2 separate regions of the Mus musculus genome follow, and region 1 is linked to region 2. A link is a loop called in an ENCODE intact Hi-C map of the cell type or tissue named here. Cell type or tissue: left cerebral cortex. All regions are shown on one strand. Links, peaks and the distances in the headings refer to the core of each region. The heading gives the core; the rest is flanking DNA. Region 1 overlaps Farp1 (FERM, RhoGEF (Arhgef) and pleckstrin domain protein 1 (chondrocyte-derived)). Region 2 has its middle 44 kb from the start of Farp1.

The links. Hi-C counts contacts between places; a loop is a spot of excess contacts. Peaks named below come from ENCODE experiments on the same cell type or tissue, not always from the same donor. Only the 100,000 strongest peaks of a DNase experiment are listed, where the experiment ranks them.
Region 1: it touches region 2 in a loop (2.1-fold over the local background); 2 of 42 quality-filtered maps call a loop at or near these places.

What each region holds. Positions count from the first base shown.
Region 1 is chr14:121,075,055-121,084,608 of GRCm38, forward strand. The region is part of intron 1 of Farp1 (FERM, RhoGEF (Arhgef) and pleckstrin domain protein 1 (chondrocyte-derived)); the gene reads left to right. Among named protein-coding and RNA genes, the nearest start is that of Farp1, 44 kb to the left of the region's middle. In left cerebral cortex, for the core only: no CTCF peak of the experiment used is centred there; DNase peaks (open chromatin) are centred at 5,843 and 7,450; H3K4me3 peaks cover 302 bases; H3K27ac peaks cover 452 bases.
Region 2 is chr14:120,986,936-120,996,489 of GRCm38, forward strand. No RefSeq gene overlaps it. Among named protein-coding and RNA genes, the nearest start is that of Farp1, 44 kb to the right of the region's middle. In left cerebral cortex, for the core only: a CTCF peak has its summit at 4,511; DNase peaks (open chromatin) are centred at 2,358, 4,631, 6,538 and 7,596; H3K27ac peaks cover 2,825 bases.

The DNA of each region.
Region 1 (9,554 bases), core at 1,118-9,117, 88 kb after region 2:
CTCTAGAAACCAATGCAATGCATTGAAAATAATTGCACTAATTTTTAATGTGCCCCTTTCCAGGCAGTGAACATCTTTCTGTAAGTCTTGTCCTTTGTGGTCACATTCTTTCAACAGATTTGACTGTTTAAACTTTGATGTATGCATTCAGCCCTATGAGGTCTATAGAGATTTGAGATAGGGCTGTGTAAAACGCCCAAAGGGAAATACAAGATGCCTGGGCTGACCAGGAGGAGGGAACAGGAAAAGTTCCATGAAAGATGTGGTATTTAAGAAAAGGCTTGATAATGGAAGAACATGTTTTCAGGGTTCAGGAACAATAATCTAGGCAGAAGTGAAGGAAGGAGGAGGCAGTATGCCCCGAGGAAAAATGTCTGGAATGGTTGGTTCAGTGTCACCTTAGGGGCTTTCAGAGGTAGACTAAGTGACCCATTTAGTTTGTAGGTCATGGAGTAAGAAAGACTTTAGCACCCGGCAGAATCTTTCCTGTTGAGCTGAGCTATGAGTGGGCTGGAGATCTGAGGGACATAATAATGTGGAGGAGGGGCTTAGATGTATGGAGAGCTGGAGGAGGGGTCTGGAAGGCAGAGGGGAAGAGATCACCTCCTCATTTCTCTCCTATTGATGTCCTTTCTGGGACCAATTGTGATACTGTTCCATTTTGGAATATGTAAGACTTATTTAAATCATGCTGGTCTGATTGACACACGATCTATGTGCGTCCTATGCACATTGAATGTCTTTAGGGACTCAATCAAATCATTAAGACTATTGATGACTGGAGAAAAAGAAAATTCATGGGACTGTTTGAGTTTGCTGGCCCATGCTCTCAGGGTCTTTGCAGCTGGCACAACATCTACTCTATACTAATCACAGGCTCACAACATTGCCACCATGACGTGACTCCGGGTGACCCCTTGGGCATGTAGCATCTTTTCGGACTAAATCCCTGTCACACTGGGAGTGTTCCACCACAGGGTTCCAGGCCATTTTGAATGCCTAGATCAGTTACCATGAGAGAGAGAGAAAAAAATACTTAATAAATATTTATTAAACGGATTACATTTGGAGAATGTTCTAGAACCCCAGCTACCTCCTGACGTGCCCAAGTTGACCTTAGAGCCTCGTGCAGCCTCACTGTGCCTGTGAGGGCAGTGAAGGACAAAAATTGTCAGGTCTCTGTTCTTTGTAGCTCCCTTCTTCCTAAAGAGAACTCTTGGGTAAGCCCTTTGCAAGCAGTCTTTAGCTTGTAATGGGAATGTCTGTCCCAGTTATCCAAGACAATCACCAGGTAGACCTGGAGGCGTGCTTGAACTCTTAAACCAGAATATCTCTGAGGCTGGACCTCTGGGGCTGTGGCAAACGGATAATTGGCGCATGGCTGCTCCAGTTGAGTGGGGCCTTCCAAGCATCCTTGGCCACAGCGTAGGGACAAGACATGAGATTCCCACTGAGTGACTGAGTTTCATGGTGGGCAGCTACTGACTCACAGGCCTGCTGCTTGTCAAAGAGGAGGGAGACTGAGGTAGATTTTGTGTCCAGTGTACATCCTCTTCTGGGTCTTAAAATATGATGAGATAAGGGAGACAGTCCTTGAACTCGGAGACCAGCCTGCCCCTGTGCCACACCCAAGTGCTGGAATTAAAGGTGTGTGCCATTATGTCCAGCCTTGTGTGAGGTCAGATACCACTCCTTAGCAGCCATCCATTTTGGCTTTTGAGGCAGAGTCTCCCCACCCCTGGCCTGGAATTCTTGAGTGGGCTCAGTTGGCTGGCTAGTAGGCCACAGGGATCTGTCTGTGCTTTCTCAATACTGGAATTGCGTTTGTGTTATGGGTTCTGAGGATTGAACTTGTGTCCTAGCTTCATTCGACAAGTTCTCTATTGACTGAGCTGTCTCTCCATCCTCAAGATGAGTCTCTCACTGAGTCATCATTAAACAATGTAGGAAAAGTATTTAAAATACATTTATGACCTTTGACAGTTGTACATCTGTGTGTGTGTGTATGCATGTATGTGTGTATATGTGTATACGTATGAATGTATGTATGTTGTATGTGTATGTGTGTATGCATGTGTGTATGTGTATATGTATGTGTGTTTCTGTATGTATGTGTATGTGTGTATGTGAGTGTGTGTATGTGTGTATATATGTGTATGTATGTATGTGCATGTGTGTATGTGTGTGTACATGTGTGTATGTATGTTTGTGTATGTGTGTACATGTGTGTATGTATTTGTGTGTATGTGTGTGCATGTGTGTATGTTTGTGTATGTGTGTATGTGCATGTGTATGTATATGTGTGTGTATGTGTGTGCACCCATGTAATTCACTTGCATTGTGTTTTATGCATTTAGAGGCCAGAGGTGACATTGGGATCCTCCCCTGTTGTTCTCCACTTTTATATTTTTGACAGATCTCTCACTGAACATGGTGGTCACTGTCTGGTCAGGCTGGCCAGCTAGAACATACTAGTGCTTGCATGTCTCTCCTAGCACTGGAGTGACAGGCAGGCTCTGCCAGACCCAACCTTTATAACATGGTTCTGGGATCCTAGGTCCCCATGCTGCTCTGGCAGGTGCTTCATTAACAAGATCTCCTCAGCCCCTTGCTCTTCTTTTTGAGATAAATTCTCTGTGTATCCAAGACTGTCTTTGCAGCTTGTCAAGTTAGACTTGGACTGACTTTGAACTCATGACCTTCCCATCTGAGCCTCCTGAGCCCTGGGATTGAGGGTATATGCCCCAAATATGGTGTGACATTCATTCCTAAATCGTTTTGTCTGCCTAAATGACCACAGTTTAGTCAGGTCCGGTTCATAAGGATGCCAGCTCATTTTTTTATATGTTAGCCACTGTCACAGGCAGACAATAACGGCTTTTGATGATGAGATGATCCTAGTTAAGGATTTAGTTAGGAAACCCGGTAAAGAGCAGCAGAGAAAGGGATTTGAGTTAATGGTAAATTAGTTAACCAGATTATGCAAGTTATAGGAATAAAAGTTTCCTGACAAACCCGGCGTATATTTAAATTCATATCCAACAAAGCACGTTTGGTACTTCCTTGCTTCTTAAAAATGACTCCCCAAATCCAGCAGAGGTGTGTTTTCCATTTCAAAGCAAGTTGGAAGCCTTGTGTAATTAATATTTTTTGCATCTTTTATTTTCAGTTTCTCAGGTAAGATTTCATATGTGGATAAAACACAATTTGGGGAACAACACTTGAGCTCTGAAGTTGGTCCCACTGCAGCGCTTCTTCCTCCCTTGCTTCTGGAGAGGGAGTTTGTGCTTTCGTTATATATGTCTATTTTAAGTGTCATGTATTTAGTGAGAATTGGCCTGCCATTGTTGTCCTTGCCTTTTATCCCGGGACCTTGGTATCAAGTCCTTGTCTGTGATGACTTCCTAGTCATTCTTCTCCTTTTGAGCTGATCAGATCATAGTGGTGGCGGATTAAAGGCTGTCTGCTCCTTTGTCATTCGGTGATGCGGATTTCACATTGTTCTTCTTTGCTGCCAGGCTCTTTGTATTGATGTAAGAAGTTGAAGTATAGGAAGTTATTGTGTTGGTTTTTAAAGATGGATTCTAGATCTTTGTGTCTTTACACCAGTAAAGTTTGAAAACTATTCTCTTTTTCTTGATCCGTGTTCTCTAGAGATATAGAGAGTGGAGCGTGAGAGAATCCTGCCTTAAAACCTCTCTCTCTGTCTCCTCTGTCTCCCAAACCTACCCTATAAGAAACTGACAGGAGTCAGGTGATGGGTAGGGAATAGATCTATTATTTTTGCTATTTCCCTTTTTTAACATAAAGACATGGGTATCCATTGTGTTTGGGGTCGAGGGATTTGTGCGTGCGTGCGTGCGTGCGTGCGTGCGTGCGTGCGTGTGTGTGTGTGTGTGTGTGTGTGTGTGTGTGTGTGTGTAACAGTTTCCTGTGAGATTGAAACATTCCATCTTGCAGGAAAGCTCTTTATGAAGGAAGGTAAACAAGTCAAAACAGCTCCAGGAAGTCCCTGAAACCGACCAGACTCACTAGGCTCCTCCCTGCCGGAGTAAGCCATAAAAGCTGAGAGTCCTTCTCAGACAGAGTTAAGCTGTGAAGACTCTCAGACAAGACAAGCTGCAAAGAAGACACTGAGACCAGGTCAGTTGTCTGTTAGAGGCCCAACCGGTTGAGCTGCCTGCAGGCTGTATACTGTGCTGCAGGTTCCCAGCTTTGTGAGCTGTCACCCCTGCTGGGGTGGCCTTTGGTGGTGCAGCTGTCTGCATCATTTCTGCTCTTGTAAGTAACCTCTCATCCATATTCCTGTAAGTGAACCCAATCAAACTCATGGTTCACCAAATTGGACTTTGGTTCATTGTGGGCTCTGTATCTGGGATGAGGACGAGTGTGTACATCTCTCTAGGAAAAATTTTATCACATGACAGTGCGTGAAAGCCAGTGATAATCCTAGTGTCTTCCTTGGTTGCTTTTTTTTTTTTTTTTTTTTTGAGACAGGATCCCTCATTGGCCTGGAGCTCACCTGTTCAGCTTGACTGTCTAGCCGGAAAGAAAAGCCTGGAGATCTTGTCTCTCCAGTGCTGGGATGACGGGCTCACAGCGGCACGTGCAGTTTTCTTGCCTGTGCTGGAGGATGGAACTTGAGTCCTCATACTTGAATCGTGAGCAGTACATTGACTATCCCATTAACCTGACACACACATTCTTTGACTCTGCCTTGCTAATCATGAGTATCCTAAAGGAACTCCTCCCTGCTGCCACACTCACGGACTGGCCCTGGTGCACACCGTTGTTGCTTACTTCTGTGTCCCTGTGAGCAGATCACCCACAGGCAGACAGTTTGCTTTAGCTCAGTGTTAGAGCTGGGGGATAGTGTGGTCCATGTTTCTGGTGGGTCTTCTTCTCAGGGAATCTTCTGTGGAAACATACTCCAGGGCAGTCCCCAGATGTGCCTCCCCAGTTAGGCGTTTCTAACGCCGACTGAGCTGTCAGGCTTAGCCTTGCACATGTGTCCAACCCTCCCTGAGAGCAGACACTAGATGCAGAGCATGGCAGGAACGCCCAGCCATGTCCTAGTGTCATGGTAACCTCAGATACTGTGGATTCCCTCAGTGGACTTGATTTGATTGGAGGACCCTTGACACTCCTGACCTCTGGTAACCTGCCTGTGTTCTCTGCATCAAAGTACAACGTTGAGGATTTTTGAACAGGTGAAATAAGCTTTGGAGGCATAGAATTGGACTCAGGTTGCACTTTGCCATATACACAGAGCAATGAGGAGTCAGCAGGACTTGCTGGTACTACCCTTAAGCATCATGGTAAGGAAATGAGCTCACTGTTGGTTGAGAACCATTCCCATAACATCAGAAAATGCTTTTGGGGTTCTAGGATTCATCAGTGCAGGAGTAAATGTTTGGCGTGTGTCTCAGTTGGGGTTTCTATTGCTGTGACAAATGCAACATCAAGACCAAAAGCAACTTGGGGCACAGGGGCGGGCGAGGGGGGTGGGGAGAGTGTTATTTGATTTACACTTCCACATCTTAACATCATGGAAGAAAGTCAGGACAGGAGCTCAATCAAACAGGGCAGGAACCTGGAGGCAGAAGCTGATACAGAGGCCATGGAGGGATGCTGCTTACTGGCTTATGGCTTGCACAGCCTGCTTTCTTATAGTACCCAAGATCACCAGCCCAGGGATGGCACCACCTACAATGGGCTGGACCCACCCCCATCTAATTAAGAAAACGTCCTACAGCTTGATCTTACAGAGGCATTCAGTTGAAGTTCCCACCTTTCAGATAACTCTGGCTGTGCAAGCACAGTGTATAACTTGTTCACAATCAGTGGACTGCTAACTTCTCTGCGTGGGTAGGAGACCAGAGTGAGACATCCCTGCCGGTGGCAAGCAACAGCAATCTGGCTCTCCTAACGACTTCAACAGGTTTTGCTTGCCGTCCTGTTTCCTCTACAGACACATTGTTGCATACTGTATCAAGTGAAGTTGTCTGTGCCCCACTGTGTTTATAAGTTGAGCCCATCCTGTTTCAGATGTTAGATCTCCCTGGCTGGTTACCCTTTCTTAATGTCACCTACAGCACAAAGAACACATTTGTGCTTTCCTTGAGATGCTGGTAAGTTACAGGAACTTTATGACTGGTCTGCTGCTGCCGCTGCTGCTTATTGGGTTCTAGAGATGGGTAACCCACCGGCCAATATTAGCAACTCAGTCTGGAGTGTTGGCTGCTCCTGTCATCTAATCATGATTAGTTGTTGCCCCTCACCCCAAGAGAAAGCATTGACTACAGGTTGATGCTTTCAATTGAAGAGAAAGTAAAGGTAGCCCAGAAGTTAACTTGCTGGTACAGGTAATTTCCCAGTCATTCGATAGGCCCATGACCAACTTAGCTTGGAGAAGAAAGGGTTTATTTCATCTGACATGCTAGGGCTCATTATCAGTGGAAGTCAGGGCAGGAGCTCAAAGCAGGAACCTGGAGGCAGGAGCTGAAGCAGAGACATGGAGAACACTGCCACTGGTTTGGTCTCCATCGTTTTCTTACGCCACCCAGGACTACCTGCCCAGGACATCACCCACAGCGGGCAGGGCCATCCTACATCAGGCATTAAAAAATTGGCCACAGACCAGTCTGTCAGAGACATATTCTCAACTTGTGTCAAGTTGACAAAAACCAAGAAACAAAAACACCGAAATCAAAACAAACAAATACCCAACTTTAACCAATAACTAAAAGTTTCTGTCTAGTCTTAAACTTTGTCTTTTGTTTGTTTTTAAGACAGGGTCACGTATTGTAGACCAGATTGACCTGTAACTCGCTGTGCATCCCAGGCTAACCTGTAGCTCACTTGTGTATCCCAGGCTAGCCTTGGACATGGGACATTTCTTCCTCCCCCTACTTCCCCCTGGAATTGCAGGCGTGAGCCACCATTCCGTTTTTATCAAGTGAGATAGATTTTATGAGATTACTATGTTTGTCCAGTATTTTACCTAAGCTACAAGTGGCCTGTGTGTGGGGTGTGTGTGTGGGGGGGTGTGTATGTGTGTGTGCACATGTGCACACTCTCTCTCAAGTATGTGCAGGCACACATGCATGCATATGGGTACATGTGTGTGAATACATGTGTGCATACATTTATGTGCCTGTGTGCATGTGTCTGTTTCTGTGCCTGTGTGCATGCCTATGTGTGAATACATTTATGCACTTGTATGCATGTGTATGTATGTGTATGTGAGTGAGCATATACATGTATAGGCATTTGTGTGTGTGTGTATGTCTGTATCAGGGCTCAGCAGTCTCTTCACAAGTAAAATGAACAGCTAACTCCTGTCTTCTGATAATTATGGCTGCTGAGTCACGAGGAAATAGACTCTGTTTATTTCCCCTCACAGAAGTGTGTGCCAGTGGGAGCAGCCAGCTGCCTCCTTTATTTGGAGCGACCTGTCAGAGTGGGTGGAATCAGAGCCTACAAAGAGATGTGCTGTGTGGTGCTTGGTGTATCCGTTTCATTTCCTCCTGGCGTTCCGTGTTCATGATTTGTCATCCAAAATTCTGATCTGCCTGCTGTGGCAGCCGTCAGTGAAACAGCTGGTCAGAGATCTGATGTTACCACAATGGAGGCTTTTTTGAGGACCCGAGTTTAGGAAGATGCCCTTCCTTGGAAACTCTTGGGGCACACTCTCTCTCTGGGTCCTGTTAGTACGGTCTCAGTTCTCTCTGAGATGCATCCATACTCAGGTTCTCCCAGCCTAGAAAGCTGTCAGAGATGGAGGCACACTGAAGCCGACTTGTTCTTAATGAAGCAGGCCAGGTTCTGTAATTGCTGCTTCCATTTCTAAGTCCTTAAAAAAAAAAAAAAAAAAAAAGATCTATTTGAATAAGCCCCTTAGCACATTCTCATTTCTGAACACTATGAAGTTAATATATTCTTTAGTCACACTGCCTGAGTGTTTCCTGAATTTTTTTTATGGCTGTGTGTGTGTGTGTGTGTGTGTGTGTTGCAGCAAATTTGCATATTAATTGAGATCGTGGTTAGAGGGACCATCTTGGTTCCTTTGTCTCTTCACTTACCTGTGACTTAAATTGCTAATTTTCAACAATTGATTGCTGGCATTGATAAAGATAATTATTAATCACAATTTAAACGTTTAATAGAATAAAACGTATGCTAGTCATTTTAAAATAATGGTCCCAATAAATATAGAACTATAGGGATCTTCAAGGAATAAATTGGGAGCAGTAGAGGAAGACACTCCATATATAACTCAACATGCATATGTAGAGATGTGCATGCCATATACACACGTACCCACCCCACCCCCCATGTGCGCCAAGTCCCAAGTGCAGCTTTTCCACAGAGGATACTCCTTTTGAGTGTTTTCTGTTGCTTTGGTAGGAATTTTTTTTTCCCTCTCTTCAGTTTTTGAGACAAGACTCACTATTGTAGCCCAGGCTGACCCCATGCCTGGGTTCAGCAGTCCTCATGCACCTGGCTCTAATCTACTAGGTCAAGGGTCAGGGGTCAAGGAGGACGTTATACATTCTTTCAATGTACTTTTGTTCTGCTTGGGCTCAAGTATAATGAGTTTGGAATAAAATTTTTTTTTAAAAGATTGTTTATCTGAAACTTTGGAAGTTTGAAACAATTCTCAGGAGTATTAATTTACATAGACTCAGATGAGAGGAAAATTGTGTAATTGTTTTCTTATGTCTTTTCTTTTAGTCTATTCATATTTTCTGTAACAGATTATAAATCCTTCTGTTGTTTAATTTCTGCTTACTCTTGGTTTTGGTTTTGTATTTTCTCTGTGGTCTTCAGGATTCTCCTAATGGCCTTGTTCTTTGTTCTTATGCTGATGGGAGGAACAACCTTGTTTACTTCAGTGAGGGTTTGATAGGGGAACATTTCAGTGGGAAATTTTCCTGTGTTGTTGTTTGAGACAGAGTATCACTCCCTAGACCAGGCTGGCCTGGAGCTCATTATGTAGCCCAGGTTGGCCTCAAACTTGATTTTTTTAAAAAAATCTCAGCCTCTCAAGTGCTGAGTTTACAGGCACGAGTCACCATGCCCAACTGAAATATTCATAGTGACTTCATTTTTTAAATTTTTCATTCATTATGGACATGGAAGACTTCTGAGATAACCCTTCCCTTCCCCGGACCTCCCTGGTCTCCCCAGCCCAAATATTAACAGCCTAGACAGGAAGCGATTGGAGAGAACTTAAAAATTAAAAACTGTGATAGGATGCTGTGTCACCCTCCACAGTGATGACCTCCAGCAGGGATGTGGGGGGGAGAGGAGGACTCAGCTTCATCTAGGGGCAGGCCATCGATGATACACAAACTGGACTTTTTTTGTTGGTGGTGGTGTGAGGACAGGGAAGGACTGGGAAGTGAATGTGAGAAGGATGTACCATGAGAAATCCCCAACGAATCAATTAAAGTGCTGTGTTGGAAAATAATTCTTATTCAAGCGATGGTTTTTCTCTAAAACAGATTGTCTGCACAATCTGAGATGCATAGGACTGCTGTGTAGGTAAA
Region 2 (9,554 bases), core at 986-8,985:
GCCTTAGGTTCACTCTGGAGAGGATCAGCCCCACATACCTCACCCCAGGATTGCTTCTCACTGCTGATGTGCCTTTCCTGTCATCATTACATGGCCTAAGGATTCCAGGGCATCAGCCCACCCTATTAGACAAATTTCCTGCAGATCAACACAAAGATGAACTTTCATGAATTAATGCTGTTTAGATGAATTACTGACTTTATCATTGCTGTTTTGATTCAAATAATTTTAGGAATAAAGTTTAAGGTGATGGTTTTAGTTGTTTTGCCAGAAAGATGTAATAAAGTTAGAATCAAGAATAAAATGTGCCCCCTCCTCATAGAATAGTAGGTAAAGGCTGAATAATAAGGAATAAAATTCATTCTAGGTCAGGCCCAAGGATGAGGTCACAGGTGTGCACCATGATAAAGCAAGGCCATGTGCAACTGTTGCTGTGAACTTATACTGAGATTTTAGAATAAAACACTGCTTTGAACTTATTATTGACATCCTTCTGTATTTCTTTTTGTGTAACATTTTATCTGTGAGGTAATTTTTATAAAGAACGTTTGTCTAAGAAGGTATAAAAAGACTAAAAAAGAAAAAAAGTGTGGCCTTTGGGGCTCTGCTACATCCATCAAATGTGTACACACACACACACACACACACACGTATCTGTCTGTCTACATGTAAATACACTTAAGAGTAAAACAAGTTCAGAGTCTCTTGCTGAGCATTCTTGCCAGCCCCAGATAACTAAGTTTTGTTCCATCAGTAGTGCTGACCTGGGTAAATAGCCTGCCTCTGTCAATGCCCACCCCAACCCTCTCTCCAGGCTGCTATGAGCATGACCCTAATCACCAGCGCCATACCTTGTTTAAACCTATGATGTCAAATCTGGCCTTTGACATGTGTGAATGCATGTATGTGATGGGTGTGTGTGTGCGCATGTGTGTGTGTGTATGTATATATGTGTTGCATGTATGTATGTGGTATGTGTGTATGTGGTATGTGTGTATGTTGTATGTATATGTATGTAGTGTGTATGTGGTGTGTGTGTATATGTGGTGTGTGTATATATGGTGTGTACATATGTAGTGTGTGTATGTGGTATGTGTGTATGTTGTATGTATACGTATGTAGTGTGTATGTGGTGTGTGTGTATATGTGGTGTGTGTATATATGGTGTGTACATATGTAGTGTGTGTGTGTGGTGTGTATAGTGTGTGTATGTGTGTGTGCACACACTTGTGTGTGCACGTGTGTGCATGTGTGGAGGCCAGAGGTCATTCTGCTCTATCACCTTCCACCTTATTCCTCTGAGGCAAAGTTTTGTACTGAACATGGCGCCAGGCTGGCAGCCACCAAGGCCCAGGATCCTCCTGTCTCTGCCCTCCATAGCTCAGGGCTATTAGCACATACAACCATAGCTCAGGGCTGTTAGCACATACAACCATAGCTCAGGGCTGTTAGCACATACAACCATAGCATAGCTCAGGGCTGTTAGCACATACAACCATAGCATAGCTCAGGGCTGTTAGCACATACAACCATAGCATAGCTCAGGGCTGTTAGTACATACAACCATGCCTGCCCAATGTTTTTACATGCATGCTGGGGTCTGAGCTCAGGTCCTCACGCTTGTGCCGCTAATGCTCTTATTCACTGAGGATCTCCCAGCCAAGCCTCCCGATAGTTCAAGCCCAATATCACTTGTATATTTGTGCCACCCTTTGTTTGTTAATCAATCTGTGAATACTTGGGTTTCTCTTCTCCTTGCCTATTGTGAAAATGCTGCTAAGGACATGAGTGTGTACACATTATTTTTAATCAATTTATTTAAGCATTAACACCAACCTTACCCATCATTATCAATTAAGTAATGCTCACTGCCCCATCTGTATCACAGAGGGGCAGGACACCTCTGCCCATCCCCCACGGATTCTTTCCTTAGCCTTCAGACATTGGGGCAGTTTATATTTGTTTATAACATATTTTTTTATAATATATTTGTTTATATTTTACAATGAAGCATATACGTGCGCACGTGGACATGTGCAGGTGAGCACAGGTCCCCATGGCAGCCGGAGAGCCATTGCATCTTCTGGATCTGCAGTTACTGGTTGTCGTGAGCTGATGTAGATGCTGGGAATGAAACTCAGGTCCTCTAAAAAGAACAGGAAGTACCCTTAACTACTGAGCCATCTCTCCAGCCCCAACTTGGCTATTTGGTTTAAGTGCCTGAGAGGAAGACATGAAGAGGCCATTGCTGAGGAGGTGACTCATGGTAAGTAGGAGGCAGCAACAGGAGAGAGAGCAGAGCATGCTGCCCAACATCCCCACTGGGTTTCTATGGAGAAGTAGGTAGGAGAGAGAAGCGCTTAGGATTGGCTCCTCTGAGGAAGGTGGGATGTAGTCTCTCCTAGACACTAGATCCTTGGAGTGCTTAAGGTGGGTGGGAGGAACTCTGGCTTGGCCTGTGGAAGTTAGGAAGGCGGAGGAGGAGTGCAAACGCGGAGGAGGAGTGCAAACGCGGAGGAGGAACACAGCTTTTGCCTTTGAAAAGGCAAGTTCTGGGTGAAGGGACTCAGAACCTGTCTCCTATCATGACAGCGTGTATGCTTTGCTTTGTCCATGGTTCCTAGCATACAACCTCCTCTTTAAGAAACTCTCCTCATTCTTACCCTCTTACTCTCTTAACATCTCTGCCCCTCCTCTCCCCATCCCCCTCCCCACTCTGTCTCCACATGTTCCTGGCCACCCTCTCCCCTCTTTCCTCTCTCCTCTGCCCTCTCTTTCTCTCTCTCTTCCTCCCTCCTTCCTTCTCTCTCTCTGTCTCTCTCTCTGTGTCTCTGATTTTCTGTCTCTACTCTCTCCTCTTCAACTTCCCTCTCCATTCCCTAAGTAAACTCTATTCCATACTTAAGAAAAAAAAGACAGTCTTCTCTGCTTCCTCCCCACCTTCAGATATCCATAAAGAAATTTTCTGACGTCCTTGTCTGACAGCAGGCCATCAGACTCTCCTTATCCCACAGGGAATTTTCCCTGCATCCTAAGGGAAGGATTTTAGCACAAGAAGAATCCAGATAGGCCTTGCTGGGTCTCCCTATCCTGTAACTCAGCAAATGTTCCTACAACATCTATGTAGGAGGAGCGAATTCAGAAATCTTCTGGCTTGCTGACTGGGGTCAAGGACCTGGAGACAGGACAGCTCTGTCCCTTTCTGCATACCTCCTCCTCCAGTTCTGGCCTCTGCATCCTTTGTGATGCACTTTATAATGAATCAGAAACACAAATGCCTTCCTGAATTCTGTGAGCCCGTTGAGCAATATTAGAACATGAGGAGAGGGCTGTGGGTTCCTCCATTTACAGCCAGTTGTTGTACCCAAAAGCACGTTAAATAGCTTGGGGACTTGTAGAGTGCCTTTTGAAGTACAGGTGACCTTAGGGCTGAGCCCACAGCCTAGGGATTGTGGGCTTCCCTAGGTTGAGAGTCAGAGTGGAAGTTATGGAATTCTGGCTTTTGTGGCATGTAGGGGAAATCTCAAAACGTTGGAGCTATTGTTTTGTTTCAATGGTGGTACTCAGGGAACCCACATCTGTGCATGCTGCCCAAGTACACCTACCTTCTCTTTACTGCAGACAAAGCTTATGAAGTTGCTCAAGCTGGCCTTGAACTCACCATGTAGGTGACATCCTTCTAGTTCAGCCTCCTGAGAAACTGGGGTCACAGGCTCCTGTCACCAGGCCCAACGATCCCATACCTTCTAGAGACACAGAAAGGAGTCTTTTGCTTTGATGACAAGGTAACAGCAGGGAGAAGAAGATCCTCTGCTCTGTCCATACCCCACCCCACGGCACGCCATGTTGGCCCCTGACTCTGCTGAGCATAAGGTACTTGAAAAAGAATAGAAGCAAACGGCCATGAGGAAGGTGCCCACTCTGTGCCAGGAGGAAAGAAATGGGGCCCAGGGAGAAGGCTCAGTAGCTGACAGCACACATTTCTTTTGAAGAGCATCTACCTTCAGGCCCAGCACACAGGGTTGGAGACTTATAACTGCCTATAACCTTTGCTCCAGGGGATGGTGAGAATAGGAATGGCTCCCATAGACCCATATATTTGAATGCTTAGTCATCAGAGAGTGGCGTTATTTGAGAGGGATTACGATTATTGGAGTGGGTGTGGCCTTGTTGGAGTGGGTGTGGCCTTGTTGGAGTGGGTGTGGCCTTGTTGGAGGGAGCATGTTATTGGGGGTGGGCTTTGAGGCTTCAAAAGCCCATTTCAAGCCTAGAGGCTCTCTCTTCCTGCTGCCTGTGGATCTTGATGTAAAACTCTCAGCTTACTTCTCTGGCACCATGTCTGCCTGTCCACCACCATGCTTCCTGCCGTGATGATTGTAAGCTAAACCTCAGAAACCGTAGAGAAGCCCCAATTAAACGTTTTCTTTCACAGGAGTTGCCACAGTCATATGTATTTTTCACAGCAATGGATCACCAGCTCAGACAGGATCTAGCACACCCTGCTGGATTCTGCAGGCACCTTCCTCCCATACACACACACCATCACCGCCCATATGCACACACATATCATTTTAAAGTAACACAATTTTTAAAAGGATGGTCTCACTACTGTGACTGGGATTGGACACGTAAAGGGTCTATATGAGCTTATTTTCTAAAATAGCCTTTATTTCCTCCTAACTCCTCCATGGGTCCCCTACACAACTCATCTTAGCAGGGAGTGGGCGATTGCTCTGGCAGGCCTGAGCACGATGCTTTTTTGGAAAAGTGTGGAAGACTTTGGAACTTTGGACTAGGAAAGTTGTTGAATGTTGAAAGCAGAGCTTAATGGGTCATCCTGGCAGTCTCTTGGCAGACACTAGTGTTGAGATCTATTCAGACGGTGGAGGTCCAGATCAAGTGGTTTCAAAGGGGAACAATAAGCAACTGGGCTAGAGGGTATCCCTGTAATATTTTGGCAAAGGATGTGGCTGCGTTCTGTCCTTTCCCTAAGCACTTCCCACTAGAAAGTAATGGGCTAATTTCTTTGGTAGAAGAGATTTCAAGACAGCCTAATACTGACTCGTACATGGTCATTAGCAACCATTCTTAAGCAGGTCTACAATGAAGAAAGAGCAAGTGGGTCAAAGAGAAATATAAAATGTATAATTTGAAGAATAAAAGACTAGGAAATTTAATGATGGGGCCAAGGCTTGTGCTGAAAGAGATAAAGAGATCAAGGTATGGGGTGGTGGTGGGTGGCAGCAGCAATCTGCATTGGGATAAAAGGAGGGGTGACCTCAAGGCAGGACCCCACCAGGCTGAGCTTCCAACCTGTGAAAGGGAAAATGTAGAAGGAATTCTCTGCTCCTGAAAAGCAACAAGGAAGGAAAGCTGCTGCAAACGTGACTCAGCCTCTGTCCCGACGGGTAGCAGACCTCGGCAATGCTGGCTGTCCGTCCTGAGGGGCGGCGGACCTTGGGAATGCTGTCCATGTGGTTCTGGCTTTAGAGTCACGAGGGATTCTAGAGTAAAGCAGTTGTGGGCTGTTCCTCCATGGTTAAAGAGAGCCATGGATACCAGGATGTTTATGGCAGGGCAGTTCTTGATTGAAGGTCCTGGGAGGGCTCCAGAGCCTGAGAGACCTCTGTGCAAAGCCTGGATGATGTTGAAGTCTGGATCATGTTGAAGAAGCGGAGATGCGGGAGATGTTAGAGCCGTGTGACGTATGCCGAGGACAGCTGCAGACTGAGAGTGTCACCAGCCCATGAGAGAGAAGCGTGTTGCTGTCAGCAAAGCTGGGAGGGCAGAGCTGCCCTTTGACATAGCACGTAGAACCACAGGATTGGCTTGTCCTGCTGAGTGTCAGTCTGGCTTTGGTTCGGTATTGCCTCACTGTGGTTCCTTCCCTCCCTTGTCGAATGGTAGTGTGTATATTCTGTGCTGCTGTGTGTTGGAAACATGAAGTTTGCATTTTGATTTTACAAAGGAGTTATTGTTACGAGATTCCCTTTAGGCTCAGAAGAGACCTTGATCTTTGGAATTTTAGACGCTTGCAGTTGGGTAAATGCATTTTACATTATGATATGACTGGAAGCCTTTGGAGACCAGGGAGTGGAGCGTGATGTTGGAATGAGAACGGCTCCCATAGGCTCATACTTGGTCCCCAGTTAGTGGAACTGTTTGGAAAGGATTAGGATTAGGAGGTGTGTCATGGGGTGGCTTTGAAGTTTCAAAAAGCCTTACATAGTCCCCAGGGTCTTTGCTCGACCATCATGGTTTCTAACATTCTGAATCCATAGGTCCAATTAGATACTTTCCTTTGTAAGCTGTCATTTCCTTGGTTGTTGTGTTGTGTACAGCAATAGAGAAACCACTGACACACAGACCTATACAAGTCTACTTTCTAAAATCACCCATGTTTCCCTCTGATTCCTTCCACGGATATGCTCATTACCATCCACAGTTTATCTTGTCACAGCCCCACAGTTTATCACGCACCGTGCAGAGAACTACGGAAACTCTCGAGCCTCATGTCTTATTTTTATCTTCACATCTATTCCAAAAGCCCCATGTCTGCATGAAAATATCAAATAAATGTGCAAGCTGCTTCTCACTAAGCTGTTTGATGTTATACTGAGCCGTAGGTCCAGCTGCAGAACCTAAGGAGTTTCTCCTCCTACCACAGGCAAGCTGCTCCCACCAGGAGTGAGGCATCTGAGGGAGGGGCAGCTGACTCCAGATCTCTGAGACTCTAAGGGAGGTCAAAGCATCCTAAGACACAAAACAGCACCACAGTCCAGCCGGGGTTAAATCAGCCTTGAGTTCCCATGGCCAGACTCAGGACCATTGACTAGCTTTCTCCAGAGAGCTGTGTGGCTGTGGCCTTACCCAGTGCGTTTCATTAAAGACACACTAAGCTATCTACTAGGAATGAGGAGAATTGCTGCTTATAAATTATTAACTCGAGAGAGGAGGAAGGCCAAGATGGTGGCAGATGTGAGCCAGTGTGGCTTTAACCAGCCATAGATAGTTATGGTATCATAAAGTTAAAATAATTGGGATAAATCTTTTATCATTATCAATTGGCTCTGAGATTATTGTATTGGCATCTTGTAAAGTCAGAATTTATTGATACATAAATCTGATTGGTTAATTATAAAAAATAAAAATTTAAAAAAAGTTATTAACGTGTTACATTTGCTGTGGGTCTCAGGACCCGTGAATTATCCCTTTAATAAAGGCATGCTTATCCTCCTGCGGTGGCCTTATGAGATTTATATCCAGGTCTTTGAGTCCTCCAGTTTTGAGAATCCTATATTCAATAGCTGGCTGCATGTCCACCCCTGTTGCCATGACAGTCTTTCTACCTGACCTTGGCTGCCCTGGAACTCTGTGTTGAAGATCAAACATTCACCCAGCTTTTGTCCGTCCTTCTGCCTTCTCTACCTCTGAAGCTCTGGGACTCCAGGTATGAGGCACCTCATTGGGATCGCTGCCTACCTTTCTACCGTGAGCTGTGCTCCTCAGGGTACATCCCTTTCAGCTTCAGCTTCCATAAATGAAGGGACGGTAGAACTGGAGTGTGTATAAATAGTTCGGCTGCATCTGTACAAGATGAAGACTCTTATGTAAAATGCACAGCGAGAGCCAGGGCTCTGGGGGCTCACGCCTGTAACCCCAGCACTCAGAACGTAGTCAAGAGGATCAGGAGTCCAAGCTCATCATCAGCTACATAGAAAACTTGAGGTCCACACCAGTAACAAGAAACCCTGTAGTAAGCAGATAAACAAGCCAATAAAAGCAGGCTAGAGAGGTGGCTCTGGCTCTCTGCTGTTCTTGCGGAGAGCCTGGATTTGGTTCCCAAACCTATATGGTGGCATGCATCTGTCTGTAAGTCCATCTCCAGGGAATCTGACCTCCTCTTCTGGCCTCTACCAATGACAGGCATTTGCAAAGCAAAACACTCATACACATAAAAATGAATATTTTTAAAACAATAAAAATAAAAACAGCCTGAGTTGATCAATAAATTAGATTTTTAAATACATGGAATTAAATTACCACATCTAAAAATATACAGTTAAATTCAAACGTTTGCAAATAAAGAGTTTCTAATGGGCACAGAATGCAAAAAGAGACCAGAGATGATCTAGGTCCTGCCAGACATTACAATATCCTCTTCCTGCCTCCAAAACTGACCTGAATTAGATCTAGTCTTTAAATTTAATTGCTGGTTACCGGAAATTCTGGAGTTAGAACAGCTCGCTAATACCATGAAGATGTAGTCAGCAAAATAAAAATGTGGGAAGCTATCCAAGCAAATGGCCTGGTTCCTTCACAATGGAAAAAAAAATCTGTAGGAAAAAAAATAAGAAAGAATATATAGGTTTTTTTTTTTTTTTTCCTTAAAAGAAGTGACACAGCCCTTGCCTGGGTTAGGGTTGTAGCCCAGTGACACAGCCCTTGCCTGGGCTAGGGATGTAGCTCAGTGACACAGCCCTTGCCTGGGTTAGGGTTGTAGCCCAGTGACACAGCCCTTGCCTGGGCTAGGGATGTAGCTCAGTGACACAGTCCTTGCCTGGGTTAGGGTTGTAGCCCAGTGACACAGCCCTTGCCTGGGCTAGGGATGTAGCTCAGAGACACAGCCCTTGCCTGGTCAGTGCAGAGCATCCAGTGTAGCCTAACTCAACCCCAGGGCCGCAGAAAAGAAAAAGAAAAGGCATAGCAATATGAAGCTATGTTCAGGGCTGGGGATGCGGATCAGTTGGTTCTTACCTATGATGCATAGCATCCTGGGTTCAATCCCCAGGACCAGATAAACTGCCTGGGCATGGGGCTCAGGCTCTGAATCCCAGCACTGAGGAGGTGGAGACTATAGAGGTCAGAAATCCAAGGTCATCTCATCTCAACTACATTGTAAGTTCCAAGCCAGTCTAGGCTACATGACCCTGTCTCATAAATAGATAAATAGATAAATAAATAAATAAATAAATAAATAACACTCAGACCTTGTTTGGATCCTACCTCAAATCAACTACCTAAAACATTTATGAAACAAACACCAAGCAAAGTATCAATGTAATTTTTTTTTTTTTGGTTAAAATAAAGATACTATGATCACATCTCAAAATTGCCTTGTATGTGTACACACATGTAACATACATGTATGTACACACATACATGTATGTACATACATATATATAAAATAGACTAAAGTATTTATAGATGCAAATAGGTGATATCTAGTGTTTTCCTCAAAGTAATTGTGTATACCTGGGGAGGGGGCTGAATCGGGTATAGGTGGAATGATTGATGGATGGGTGGTTCATGATATGACTCTCCCTGATGCGTATGTCTGAAAATTTCCATAATGAAAGTAGAATAAATGAATGAGCCAACAAACCCTCTGTCCCAGTGGCTCTCGCCGCTTCTAAAGCTGTGATCCTTTAATCTGGCTCCTCGTGTTGTGGTGACCTCAACATGAATCGTCGTGACTCACAATGTAATATCTGTATTTTCTGCTGGTCTTAGACCCCAAGCTTCTTATGCACCCTCTGCAGTGGCTGAGCAGG